3 separate regions of the Homo sapiens genome follow, and all the other regions are linked to region 2. Evidence: chromatin contacts called from ENCODE Hi-C data. All regions are on one chromosome and are shown on one strand. Each heading gives the region's core, a stretch centred on a gene start or an enhancer-like site at or near the end of the contact. The rest is flanking DNA. Distances are from core to core; before and after follow the strand shown. Region 1 overlaps CDK14 (cyclin dependent kinase 14). Region 2 holds the start of DBF4 (DBF4-CDC7 kinase regulatory subunit). Region 3 holds the start of STEAP2-AS1 (STEAP2 antisense RNA 1).

What was found. A loop is a pair of places that touch in the nucleus more often than their neighbours do. Pooled maps may share reads with other maps.
Region 1: a map with no recorded cell type shows a loop between it and region 2 (4-fold over the local background). The contact joins the enhancer-like site here to the promoter of DBF4 in region 2. A Hi-C loop is called at or near these places in 2 of 37 single-sample maps with no recorded cell type and 2 of 50 pooled maps.
Region 3: a pooled map shows a loop between it and region 2 (3-fold over the local background). The contact joins the promoter of STEAP2-AS1 here to the promoter of DBF4 in region 2. A Hi-C loop is called at or near these places in 4 of 50 pooled maps.

Annotation. Positions count from the first base shown.
Region 1 is chr7:90,776,049-90,780,574 of GRCh38, forward strand. All of the region lies in intron 4 of CDK14 (cyclin dependent kinase 14), which reads left to right. Among named protein-coding and RNA genes, the nearest start is that of CDK14, 180 kb to the left of the region's middle. RefSeq lists an enhancer at 1,064-1,123. Within about 2 kb of position 1,628, at least 4 of the 41 ENCODE cell types and tissues checked have a DNase peak (open chromatin) inside an H3K27ac peak, as active enhancers do.
Region 2 is chr7:87,873,517-87,878,293 of GRCh38, forward strand. DBF4 (DBF4-CDC7 kinase regulatory subunit) reads left to right here and starts at 2,977. Exons shown (of 12, transcript NM_006716.4): 1 at 2,977-3,262; 2 at 4,537-4,709. The coding sequence starts at 3,217. SLC25A40 (solute carrier family 25 member 40) reads right to left here and starts at 2,844. Exons shown (of 12, transcript NM_018843.4): 1 at 2,580-2,844. RefSeq lists silencers at 2,237-2,686, 2,817-3,076 and enhancers at 2,440-2,949, 3,137-3,256.
Region 3 is chr7:90,208,672-90,213,084 of GRCh38, forward strand. It overlaps STEAP2-AS1 (STEAP2 antisense RNA 1), which reads right to left and starts at 2,964. Exons shown (of 3, transcript NR_110029.2): 1 at 2,629-2,964; 2 at 1,180-1,267. It overlaps STEAP2 (STEAP2 metalloreductase), which reads left to right and starts at 3,069. Exons shown (of 6, transcript NM_001244944.2): 1 at 3,069-3,374. RefSeq lists a silencer at 3,172-3,231.

The DNA.
Region 1 (4,526 bases), core at 378-2,877, 2.9 Mb after region 2:
AAACTATCCCATCTCATCAAACACGGCCCTTCTCTAGTAATTTCAAGAGTATGTGTAAACAACTACTTTTTACCTCTGTGGATGACTTGGAGATTTTTCCTGTGCTTTGCCTTCTTTTGATGTGTTTGGAGTTCTTCCATTCCTGGTCCTTGATAACTTTGCCTTACTTTTGTTTAGAATTTTTCCTTCTTTCATCATTCATTTTGGTTGCTTGGTACTTTCCTGTCTTCTCTGTTAGCTGGTAATCTCCTCAAGGGCTGTATGCATGTTATTTCTTGCTCCACCTGGAACAATTCCTTGCATCTAGGAAGTATTTCTCTTCAAAGTCCTGAGAAGTATACAACCCATAGCCCTAAAACTCCAGAAGGTTAATGTATTAAAATGGATGATTAAAGTCTCTCAAAACCGAACAATCAAACATCAAAGCAGATAAGCACAAGTCATCTCAATGAGAGAAGTGGAAGAATTAGAAACCGAGTGTGAGCTCGGCTTTAAAGTTCACACACACAGGGGTCATGGGGATAGAAAGGTCACAGAAGAAGTGCAAGCACTCACCTCCTGATATCATTGTTTCCAGGGAGAGTTAGTTTCAGGCATGAAAGTGCAGAACAAATGTAGATGTGAATTAAATTAACAAATGTCTTAGGACATTTGATAGTACTTTGGTTCTCTTTGGAGTTCTGATTGAAGACTTGAGATGACTGTTGCACAGAATTTTAAAGAAATTTGGAGTTGAAACTGTTTCATCACTGTCCGTGATCTTTGAGGATCTATGAAAAATTGGAGAGGCATTAGCAGTCTTGAGATGTCCAAACCTTTACAGAAGACGATAAATCTATGAACCAGAACCGAAGGAAATGGTGTGACATTCCCCTTGCACGCTCTTCTTGTTCCCCCTTCTCTAATGAAAATACTGTTCCGATGGTTTCTCAACAATTAGAAAGCAAAATAGTGACACGAAGTTAGTTAAAAAAAAAAAAAAAGTCATACTTAAATAACCTTAATTCCTTGTTTGGATCAGATTTTTAAGCTAGTAGACTTGCAGAACACTGTAGCTATTATATATCTGCTTATTTTAAAAATGTTGCTAAATGTTCCCAGTTATGTTCTGGTAGATAAGAGGATCATAGGCAGTTGGATGATGTGCTGTTGCTGGTGGTGGATCTAAAACAGGCTGTTCAGCTATACCTGAGAGTAGTAAGTTTTCCAGTAAGGTGCTGTTTCAGTATCTCTTTTACGTGGTAAGGACTTGGCTCATTTGTTTACCACTGAGCTTTCAACTATGAGGACACTCAAAATAGTTGAAAAACTTTTGAATGTTTATAGTAAAAAGGCGACTTCAGTTTTGGAGAGACCAGGCAAAGGAAGAGAGGCAGTGAGAAGCTGGTGTTGGAACCTGAAGGTTTAACACAATGATTTTCAGTCCTGGTTGCACGTTAGAATCACTGCGGGTGTTTTTACAAATACAGATGCTAGGACTTTACCCCACACCAGTTAAATCAGGGGCAGAGCTAGGCATTGTTGTTTCAAATCTCCTCTGGTGATTCTGATATGTAGCCAAGGTTGAGGACCTGTACCTTGTCATCTGTGCAGCTGCAAAAGCTCGGCCCATCCCTCTCCATGCTTTGCCTAGTGCACATAGGGGCAGCTGTGCCGAGCAGCAGCCAAAACAGTAGCCTCTATTCCACTGCTTCCAAGAGACTGCCAGGATGGAATCCTCTGTGCCTCACATCACTGTGTCATATCCCAGGCACTATCCAAAGTAAAAAAACTCCCTGATCATCCACTATGCCTCAGACTGCACCCTCATATTTCTTCTTCCCTTTTGTTTTTAACCATTTGCAAGTATCATGTTTCTTAATGTGTGCCCCACACTGTCCCTTTCCTCCATCCTTTAGGCTCTTTCCATGTGTTCTAGATATAGAACATCATTCTCTGATCAGGAAATTCCTACATATTTTCTACCTCTTCTCTGAGTGTTTACTTCTGCTTTAACAGAAAACTGGCTGTCTCTTGCAGTCCCCCAAGTAACTCATAAATTTATATGTCTGGCCTAGATTTTTCTACTGAGATCCAGACTCATAAATACCAATGCTTCCTTTATGTCTCCAGTTGGATGTTCCCAGACTAAGATCTTTTTCCCAAACAGAACTCTTGATACATTTTGTCTAAATCTTTCATCCTTTAATTTCACTCATTTCAGTAAATGATACCTACATCCACTTAGATGCTAAAATCAGGAAGTAATGGAGTCATCCTTTATAATTTCCGTATCCCAATTCAGTTTATCCTAACAGCCTGTTTGTTCTGTCTTCAAAATACCATTTTCCTTTTTTCCCATTGCTCTTACCAGTACCCTGGTGAGAATAGCCACCAAGTTTCACCCAGAGCCCCACAACAGCTTTCTGACTGCCCTTCCGGCTCCCACTGTGTGCTCCTGCAGGAATTCTCCACACCATAGCGAGTGAGCTGCAGACACAGAAGTTAATCATGCTGTTACCCTTCTTAAGATCTTTCAGTGTTTTTTGTATCAGTCCTTTATGCAGCCCAGAAGGCCCTTCGTGATCTGGCTCCTGTCCTCTCTAGCTCTTCCACCCACACCTCACTAGCTCTATCCTTCTTCCCCCATTTTTTCTTTCCCTTCCTCCTTCTCTTCTTTATTTTTGTTTAACACATCACATTCTCACCCTCTGAGCTTTTGTGCAGGTTGTTCCATCTGCCTGGAATGTTCTTGGTTTATTCTTTTATCTTCCTTTTTTCAGCTTAATCCTTTCCTGTGGAATGTAAAAATTGACCGACCTTCCTTCCTTCCTTCCTTCCTTCCTTCCTTCCTTCCTTCCTTCCTTCCTTCTTTTCTCTCTCCTCTCTCTTTTCTCTCTTTCTTTTCTTTCTCTCTTCTTTTCTCTTTTTTAAGACATGGGCAACTGGACACGGTGGCTCACGTCTGTAATCCCAGCACTTTGGTAGGCCGAGGGGTGGATCATAGTGAGTTCAGGTGTTCGAGACCAGCCTGGCCAACATGGTGAAACCCCGTCTCTACTACAGATACAAAAAATTAGCTGGGCGTGGTGGTGCATACCTGTAATCTCAGTTACTCGGGAGGCTGAGGCAGGAGAATTGCTTGAACCCAGGAGGCAGAGGTTGCAGTGAGCCGAGATTGCGCCATTGTACTCCAGCCTGGGCAACAGGGTGAGACTCCGTCTCAAAAAAAGAAAAAAATATAAAAAGATGTGCATGCTGTGTTGCCTAGGCTGAAGTGCGTGGTACAATCATAGCTTGCTATAACCTTGAACTCTTGGGCTCTAGTGGTTCCCCGACCTCAGCATCCTAAGTAGCTGGGACTACAGGCACGTGCCACCATGCTCAACTATTTTTTAAATTTTTGTAGGGAGAAGGGATTTTGCTGTGTGGCCCAGGCATGTCTCAAACCCCTGGTCAGAAGTGATCTTCCTGCCCCAGCCTCCCTATTTCTTTTATATAGCGTGCTGAGATTTTCCCTTATCACATTTATACCAATGCATATTGTATTCTTTAAAAAAGAACTTATTATAGAAAATAACTAGTAGAGAGCATAGTCATAAACTTCCATGAAGCCATCACCCATCTTCAAACATGGGCAACTCATGACTGATCATATTTCATCTATATTCATTCCCTGCAATTATTTTGAAAGAAAACCCCGGACCTTATATTACTTTATATTAGATTTATTTTTTGAAAGATAAGCATTGTGTTTTAAAACACATGACAATACTATATGATAACATGTAAAAAGTTAAATGTTCCTTAATATCAACTATACAGTATTAAAATACACTTTGTTTGAATCCAGAAAAATTGAGTCTATACATTGCAATGAATTGCAGTTACATGTCAATCTTTTAGTCCATGGGTTACCCCTACCATGCCTTTTTTCCCCTTGAAGTTGATTTGTTGAAGAAACAGATTAATTTCTCCTATAGAGCTTTAGAAGTCTGGATTTTCCTTATTGTTTCCTAATGGTGTTATTTAACTTGTTCCCTTATGCCTTTTAAATAAGTAGTTAGATTTAGACTTGGTCAGAATCTAACTGTTGATAATCTACTAAGTGATTATGGTTAGCAAAATGGTGATATTCAAATTCTGTCTTTCCGTCTTCATTTGTTACATGCAGTGCATCTATAGAGAAACTTCCTCAAATCAACTACAATATTTAATTATACTGAGGTACAGTGTATATGAAAGGGTATGAAAGGGAAGGAAAATGTTTGATATATTCTGTATTTAGAAAGTTTTAAAGTAATGAAATGATTCTGTAATACCCTCCAAAATGACCAATTAGGTTTTTTATTTCATTTTAAAACTTATAAATTTATTTATTTATTTTTATTTTTATTTTATTTTATTATTATTATACTTTAAGTTTTAGGGTACATGTGCACAATGTGCAGGTTAGTTACATATGTATACATGTGCCATGTTGGTATGCTGCACCCATTAACTCGTCATTTAGTATTAGGTATATCTCCTAAAGCTATCCCTCCCCC
Region 2 (4,777 bases), core at 1,727-4,226:
CCGCCTTCTGGGTTCAAGTGATTCTCCTGCCTCAGCCTCCTGAGTAGCTGGGGTTACAGGCGGGGACCACCATGCCCAGCTAATTTTTGTATTGTTAGTACAGCCAGAGTTTCACCATGTTGGCCAGGCTGGTCTCCAACTTCTGACCTCGTGATCCGCCACCTCGGCCTCCCAAAGTGCTGGGATTATAGGCTTGAGCCACCGTGCCCAGCCAGAAAGGTTAACATTTGCCCATGGTCACAAAACTAGTTAGGGACAGGGCCAGCAATGAATAAAATTCATTTCTCTTGATTCACAGCCACATATTCATTTAATTAGATCATGATTCTGCTCAATGTTCTCCAATTTTGCCTAATATAACTCTTGAACAAAGTTTCTCACCATAAATAACCCTGCCCCCATTCACTTCTTCTTAAATGTCTACCCTTCCTCTGAAGAAATGTTTTCAAGCATATTTTCAAGATCTACTTTAAGACAAACCCTACCCTCTTACCAACAGACCTGATTACTGGACAATAAAAAGGAGGTTTCTATCCTTACTGACTACAGCCATATCCTTTCTGTGGCTACTAACAGATTTAGGTTCCAGTAATATTTTAAAAACTAACCTTGGATAATAGATTAGAAAATTACTAACTATTGCATAAAGCGGACTTCCTGCTTATTTATTGCTTGGAATTACCATCTTCAGTGCAGTCGAGGGTGAGTCTAACCGCATAGGGTGCAACTATGTTACTGTCCTTCCTCTTCACGGCAAATAAGACACACAATTCATCTTTCACAAGACCATAAAATGGGACTTCCTTTTTTAAAAAAAAGTTCCTCAATAGAAGCATGCTTAAAAATCTTTCCCACATCCTCTAAACCTTCCAAAGATCCAGTCTTCCCTTCATTATACTTTCCTACAATAACAAATTTTTTTGAAAGAGTACACTCAACCTGTCTGAACTTCAAGATTATAATTTTTATCTAGTACTGTACTTATCTCTGCCACCTACTCAAATTACCCTTAAGGAAACCAAGGATACCTGAAACGCCAAAATCAAATACTTATTTTTCAAGTCTTAACCTTATCTGTCCTGGGGATGAAGGAACTGGTGCAGTGTTCACTAGAATGATAGTAATTATGGAGCTCTTAAGGAGCTCTACTCTGTGCCAGGCACTGTACTAAGCATTCAAAAATGTTCATTTAATCTTCACAACATCCCTGAGAAGTACTACCCCCTTTTAATAGATTAAAATTGGGGCTCAAAATTACCCAGAGGCCAAGTAGTTAGTGAAGCCCATATGATTCCAATGTTTGCAGTCTCTTCCCAATTCTGTGGCATTTTCTCCATCTCTTTCACTATTTCATCAACGACGCTTATAATCAATTCTCTTATTTCACATGCTCTCCTTGGCAATTTCATTTCCTCCCAAAGCTTTAACTACATTCTATATTAGTGCTTCCCAACTTTTTAAATCTTTCTGTAAATATAAACATTTTGTGCTCTCTGTAGCTTATATTTTGAAAATAAGTTTTTTCCCATAGAAATTACAATATTGAATATGTTTGTTCAAACTACACTTCCTTCCACCACTCAAGATCTGTTAACCTCTAATGAATTGCCCCATGATTGACATCAATAGACCTTGATGCAGAAATATTTTATTGGAGAGATATCAAATCAATCTCTATTTCCTCTTCCCATGTCCACTTCTGCTAGACATTTCTCTCGAGTCATAAACATCTTTAACTGTCTAATAAGCATAGTTCCATGACTGTCGCCCCAGGCCCTTCAACATAAACCTGTCTAAAACCAAACTCTCATTTCCCTTAGCAAACCTGTTCTCTGCGTTCTCCAGCTAATCTTGTCACAACCCACCCTTGTCTATTCTTTAAGGTACCTACCTGCAAAACCGTAACGCTGATACTCTGACTTCCTTGAGCTACCAGGTAAAAAAATCAACCACTACAGGAGTGCCTATTATGGCCTGGAGTAGAGGAATGCAAAATAGTTCAAAATATCCTCTTCCTCCTGAAGAAACAGATTTTTTTTTTTTTTTGGAGAGGCATGTTCCAACTTATAAAATTAAAATATATTCACAAGCATTTTAATTTGATCTTTAATCTCTGTTTTACAGGAAAAAAAAATGAGATGTTACTTTCCACTCCTTCATTGTTGAAATAAACTTACACTCAACTAAAAGAAAACAGGTCTGAATACAATAAAAGTCAACAGGACAGCGCAAATAGCCAACTACCCAAGGACACAAAGTGACCTGGAGGCGTTCTGCGGTGGCGCTGCCGTCAAGGCCGGGGCCGCCTGGCCAGACCCTCCCTCAGACGCCCCCCGGGGCCGCCCTCACTCCCGCACGTCCCTCTGCAGCTGTCCTCAGCCGGTGGGGTCGGCAGTGACCGCGGGAAAACCCCGCTTGCTGTGCGACCCAGGGCGCGCTGAGCAGGGGCTGCGGCTGCCGCCGCTGTCCGGCTCCGGTTCCGGCCCCGGCCCCGGGCCCGGCCAGAGCTGAGTCCGGACTCAGCCAAAGCCCCTCGCCTTCAGCTTCCCAGACGTCCGACCAGTGGAAAATTAGCATACCTGGGGCAGAAGGCAGCTGCAGGGCCGGCAGTCCTGGCAAACCTAGAAGGCGGGAATAACCCTGGTGACGGGCGGGGCCGGGCTCCGGCGCTAACTGCATCCACTAGGTTTGGTCAACACAGAGCCGCGCCAACTCTCTGAGGCTGCGCCAAGACCTGAAGCGGCGGACCGAGAGCCCGGGTCTGAGACTGAGAGAGCAACGGAATGGAGGCGGGGTAGAGGCGGAAACACAACCTGCAGGGCCAGAGCGAGGCGCGAGAAGGACGGCGGCGTGAGGGGGCGGGGCGCGCAGCGCGAGAAGGCAGGCACGAGGGGCGAGCGCGAGGCGGGGCACGGCGCGTGGCGTGAGACGGGGCGGGGCGCGCGTATCGGCGCCGCGGCCGCGTGACGCGTTTTCAAATCTTCAACCGCCGCAGCCCACTCGTTTGTGCTTTGCGCCTTCCTCCTCCGCGCCTTGGAGCCGGATCCGGCCCCGGAAACCCGACCTGCAGACGCGGTACCTCTACTGCGTAGAGGCCGTAGCTGGCGGAAGGAGAGAGGCGGCCGTCCTGTCAACAGGCCGGGGGAAGCCGTGCTTTCGCGGCTGCCCGGTGCGACACTTTCTCCGGACCCAGCATGTAGGTGCCGGGCGACTGCCATGAACTCCGGAGCCATGAGGATCCACAGTAAAGGACATTTCCAGGGTAAGAAGCCCCTCCTCCGCCTGCAGTCCCTTTAATCCTTTCCTCCCCTCGTGGTTCCACCATTGATTCTTCAGACTTCTCCCGCCGGGTCCTCAGCTTCTTTTCTTCTGACCGGCCTCTGGGGTCTGAAGGAAGGAGCCCCCGTTCAGTGTTTTGCCTAAGAAGGAACGGATCCTGACCCGGCCCCTCGAGCGCTCTGCCGTTTACAGCGGCGGTCCCAGATTGATTCCCGGTCGTGCCTTCGGTTGAAAACTAGCAAACAATGTGCAGATCCGGGACCTCGCCGGGACTGCGGCGCTGTCTGCTCCCGGGCTCTCGCATATGCTAAGCCTCCGCCCGGGCCCTTGGAGGCGACGGACTGCATCCTCAATTTAAAGTCAGACGCGCTCGTGGCTTTTCGCTTCAGGATTAGATTGAGTGATTGTGGGTGGATTTTTGGTCTTACCCTTGAAAGTTTATTTTCCTTTCCTCATAAGTTGGGGGAAAGCATTGTATTTCAAACACCCCATTGCTGGTTTCAACATTACAAACAGGGAAACAAAAGCAAATTTCCATTTTCAGTCACTTTATTTGGTGAAACATTCCAGCACCTAAGTTTTTTGTACAGGTGTTTGTGTGTGTGTAGTAACTACCAATTTAAGAACAGATTGCGTTTGAAAAATTAATTTTTAAAGCAGTTGCTTGGATCTCAGATCTGTTTCTAATGAAAATAATGAAAGGTTTAGTTCTTCGTAATGGACCGTTAAGTTCTTAATACGTAGACAAATTGTATGTGAAATGGACCGTTTAGTTGTTAATATGCAGACAAACTTTATATGAAACTAAAACTTGAGCAGTCTGAAACCCTTGAGGACTAGGTTATTCTGCGTAACAGAGGATTCTTTCATCGCTAAATGAAGTTTAAACACCAGTTTTGAATGTTCAGCAGAATGGCAGATGCTCAATAAATAGTTGAGTATTAAATATCCCCATGGAGTTTACATCCTAAAAAAAGAAAATCTTTCAAAAGAGTTTTATATAGTTCCGTGCCTCAGGAATAAACACACGAATATTTCTTGCTGAGTCAACTATTATTTTACAATATGCGGTCTGTGAAAGTATATAGGGCATTTTGCCTCTATCCTAAGTAGTACTACAAAGAAATACATTTCAATGCTAATAACTTAAACTGGTAGGGTTGTAAGGATTTTTATTCTGTAATATTGTATAATGAAATATTTTAAAAATAGTAAAAGTGTCTGTGTAAAACATCTGATTCTAAACATCTTTAATAGGTGGAATCCAAGTCAAAAATGAAAAAAACAGACCATCTCTGAAATCTCTGAAAACTGATAACAGGCCAGAAAAATCCAAATGTAAGCCACTTTGGGGAAAAGTATTTTACCTTGACTTACCTTCTGTCACCATATCTGAAAAACTTCAAAAGGACATTAAGGATCTGGGAGGGGTAAGTGAAAACCGTACACTGGCATAGAAGGAAAAATTTGTAACTAGTACTTTCTACTGTGTAATCAT
Region 3 (4,413 bases), core at 1,714-4,213, 2.3 Mb after region 2:
TTTCTTTTTTTAATCATACTTAAACAATTTATTTTTTATTTCAATAGTTTCTGAGGAACAGGTGGCTTTTTGTGACATGAACAAATTCTTTTGCAGTAATTTCTGAGATTTTGGTGTACCCATCACCAGAGCAGTGTACACTGTACTCAATACGTAGTATTTTACCCCTCACCCCACTTCCCCCTGGAGCCCCCAGACTCCACTATATCATTCTGATGCCTTTGTGTCCTCATAGCTTAGCTCCAGCTTATGAATGAGAACATATGTTTGGTTTTCCACTCTGAGTTATTTCACTTAGAATAATCATCTCTAATTCCATCCAGGTTGCTGAGAATGCCATTATTTTGTTCCTTTTTATGGCTGAGTAGTATTCTGTGGTATATATATACTATATTTTCTTTATCCACTCGTTGGTTGATGGACATTTAGGCTGGTTCCATATTTTTTGCAATTGTGAATTGCGCTGGTATAAACATGTGCAAACACAGTCTACTTCAGATTATATTTACATGTATAAATCTATTGATGTATATTAATGTACATTGACAAATAAATGTAAGGTGATGTTAACAGAATTTCATGTTTATTGAATTCTTTGGTTTTAAAACAAAGCAGCATTTCACAAAAATTATTCTATTTTATTATAAGCACTGCTTACAAACAAATTTGTTCAAAACAAATTTGGGGGTTTGGGGAATAGGTTAGGTAAAATGTTTTTACCATAGGAATTTTCAGAGCCTTTAATTTATTAACATACATTGTGGATCTCTAAAATGAAGAGATTTCTCTTATTGTTTATCTCAAAATCTACTATTTACATCACGACTTACATTTATTTTGTGTAAATAAATCTGCATAAATCTTATTTGCACTTGTTACTAATTTATCGTTTTCACCAAACTGTAACTTCTATCAGGACAGGTAAATATATCTGTCTTCTTCACCACTGTTCCTAGAGTGCCAGCCAGGGCATATAGAAGTGGCTCAATATTTTTGAAGTGAATGACTTGCTAGAGCAGCATTTAGGCAAACTAGTGCCTAAAGTCACACATTTTGGGAACTACCACTCTAAAGTTATTTAATTGTATAATAACTTCAAAGGAAAAAAATGTGTTAATGCCCCTAGGCCACTAGAGATCCATTTAATAATTATTGCTTCGCTTCAGTTGAGTCACTTACTACTTTAGGGAACAGAAGAGATTTCTCAGAGAGCACCTCATGACCTGGAAAAGTCTTGCAAAATCATTTTCATACTCTGCATCTCCAGCTGAAAAACAATGATAAAATTAGTTACCATGGAAGTTAAAGGAATCATGCTTTGCATTAACACCAACAGTCTTCTGGAACACATTTGGTAACATTAGATTTCCCATCAAAGATATTTGTTTATTTTAATAGTTCAAGCATGAAAAAGAGATATCCCTTTTGGAAGCTGCAAATTGTTGACTCACTGATTCTCATTTAGGAAAAGGGATTTCACATTACTTTATCTATTTTCTCAATAGTCAAAGCCCATGTTAAGAGAGCTTTTAAACATATTTAAAATATATGGCTTACCTACATGTTTTACATGATAATTTATGGTTATAGAAGTTAGAAAGTGCAATTTCTTTTAATATCCCCGTGGGGAAGTTATATAATTCTATAGTTTTTTAAAATATATGGAAAAGCAATATACTTTCCGTTAACTGCTAAGATTCATGAATTTTCTCCACAAGTTCTCCAGAGGAACTACTAGAAAAAACTCCACGAATCTCATTATTTGACAGTTTTGTTGAAGTGAAATTATTAAAATTGATATTAGATTTAATGACTTGTTTCCAGTAACCAAAATGGAAAGTATTCTACCAGCTGTCGATGGTTCCACACCCTGACACATCGTTAAAACCTTAGCTTCTGCCTAAACTTTAAACCTTAATAATATTTGGCGGTAGGGGAGGGGTTACATTTCAAGTCAAACAAAGGATGTATTTCCAAAGCAGCATTTACAAAGGTTAATCTGTGTATGGACTACAAAGGGGAAAGTGCAGTGCCCCAGTGATCGATCTAAGACCCCCCTCTCGTTGTTGTTGTTGTTGGGTTTTTTTGGTCTGGTTAATAAACCACCTAGAGGGATAATTTTTAAACTTAATTTGTTGAAATGGTACTTTACTAATGTATGAAAAAAATTTCCCCAAATTTGAGAATTTTTGGTAAGTTGATTTTATATTTGGGAATAAAGATCTCTTGCTTCTTCTACTGACACCTTCTACACAAAAGATAAAAGGTACTTTTACTTGGTAATCCGCAGGGAGAAAATTTACAGAAACCCAGAGCCAAAGGTGCTCTCAGGGGATCCCCTGAAACATTCAAAGCCATTGCGGCCCCAGAAGGTAAATGGCTTTCGCAGGAACACAGGTCTCCTGACTCACGGCCTAACCTTCCTTTCCCCCACACCAAAGCTCGCGCGGCACCAGCTAGAGTGAAGGTCAAAGTCAACAGAATAATCTCTGCAGTCCAGGGTCTGTGAGGGTCCTCCTATCCGAGGGAGTTTTCATGAAAGGGCATTTCCGAACATTTTATTCCAAGGACACAGTCTAGTCAAAAGACGTTTGGGATAGGGTAAACATGAGGCAAAAGAACACTTACAAAAGAAAAAAGCGCAGTTTCTTGGAGGCTTGTCAGAAGCTAAGACTGGGGAGATGAGAACCAGGGCCCTTGGCGAGAGTTGGGGTGGGAATCGCGTAAGAAAAGCAATTTCTAGAGCGGAAAGGTGACCCCACATTACAAAAAGAAATGGAGTAGAAAAATAGGCTTGACTATTCTAAAGCTGCTTCAGAAAGAATCTCCGGAAGACCACGGAGGAACCCCGCAGGGGAGCCAGGCGGATACTCAGCCGCTCGCGGTAGAAGGGCGCGCAAAGCTGCGGAGCCGCGTGTGTGGAGCTCCCCAGTGCACTCACTGCTGGCTCCCCCTCGGTGCTCTGGGCCCTTCCCAGCTCCCTCCACACAGCCCGGCTCCCTTCACACACCCCCGCCCCCTCCGAGCTCCCCGACTCCTCCCCGCGCTCCACGGCTCTTCCCGACTCCAGTCAGCGTTCCTCGGGCCCTCGGCGCCACGAGCTGTCCGGGCACGCAGCCCCTAGCGGCGCGTCGCTGCCAAGCCGGCCTCCGCGCGCCTCCCTCCTTCCTTCTCCCCTGGCTGTTCGCGATCCAGCTTGGGTAGGCGGGGAAGCAGCTGGAGTGCGACCGCCGCGGCAGCCACCCTGCAACCGCCAGTCGGAGGTGCAGTCCGTAGGCCCTGGCCCCCGGGTGGGCCCTTGGGGAGTCGGCGCCGCTCCCGGGGAGCTGCAAGGCTCGCCCCTGCCCGGCGTGGAGGGCGCGGGGGGCGCGGAGGTGAGCGGGTCGGGGAGGAGCGCGAAAGAAGGTAGCGGCGGCGGAGTTGAGGGTCAAGATGCAGTCTGCGCCACGCGCTGCATCCATCCTCCCCGATTCTGCGCCCTCACCGGGCGTCCGCCCTGAGCTGCGGGGTCCCTCATCTCCTGGCACCTTAAGGTGGAAAGTGAGAAGGGTGGAGAAGGGTGTCTGTTCCACTGATTCCCCCTCCTCCTCCTCTTGGTTCCTAGAGCTAAGGGCAAGTCCTGAGGTTGGGCCCAGGAGAAAGAAGGCAAGGAGACATTGTCCCAGGTAGGATGTGTCCCAGCAGGAAAGGACAGGCAGGTTACTTTCGCCCCCTTGATAGTCTCCCTGCTACTTTGGGTTGATGCAGGGCATTTCATGGAAGATCATGCAGTGCTGCTTTGCGAACAGGTATTTCTAGCAGTCATTTGGTTTATTTCCCAGTAATGTAATCGTGGTGTTTAGGCCATTTCTGTTAGAAAGTAATTGGCCTCTTCTTTGACTGTCCTAAATTATCTTTGAACCCTGTGTTCAGCCTCAGCCAAAACTTGTTGAAAATTATGCCCTAAAAATCTTGCTCTTAAAATAGAGCAGAGAGATAAAGAGCATTTTTGTTGGAAGATTTCCATTTATTATCTCTCCCACCCCGTGGAGAAGGATTGGTGTCAGTTTTTACTCCTCGGGCAGTTAGTTTTTTAGATGGAAAGACAGTCCAGGCCATAGTTAATTATCGCTCATCAGTATAGGAGAAAAAGAATTCAGACTCCTGCCCCACCCCCACCCCCACCCCCAACCTCCTGACTTAGATTCTGGTCCTTTTAACAGCCCCGCTGCTTGGAACCCTTTTTGTTTTCTAAACCACCTCCCCATCCTTCCTTTTCTCCACTTTATTATTTCTTCATTTTATTGATCTGTTTATTTTTTCTTTCTTTAACCCTATAATTTTTTTACTCCGATTCTCTCTTGGTTGCTTCAAAGCTTAGAGGCTATTTAATGGAAAAGCAAAACAAAACAAAACAAAACACCCGTCCTAAAT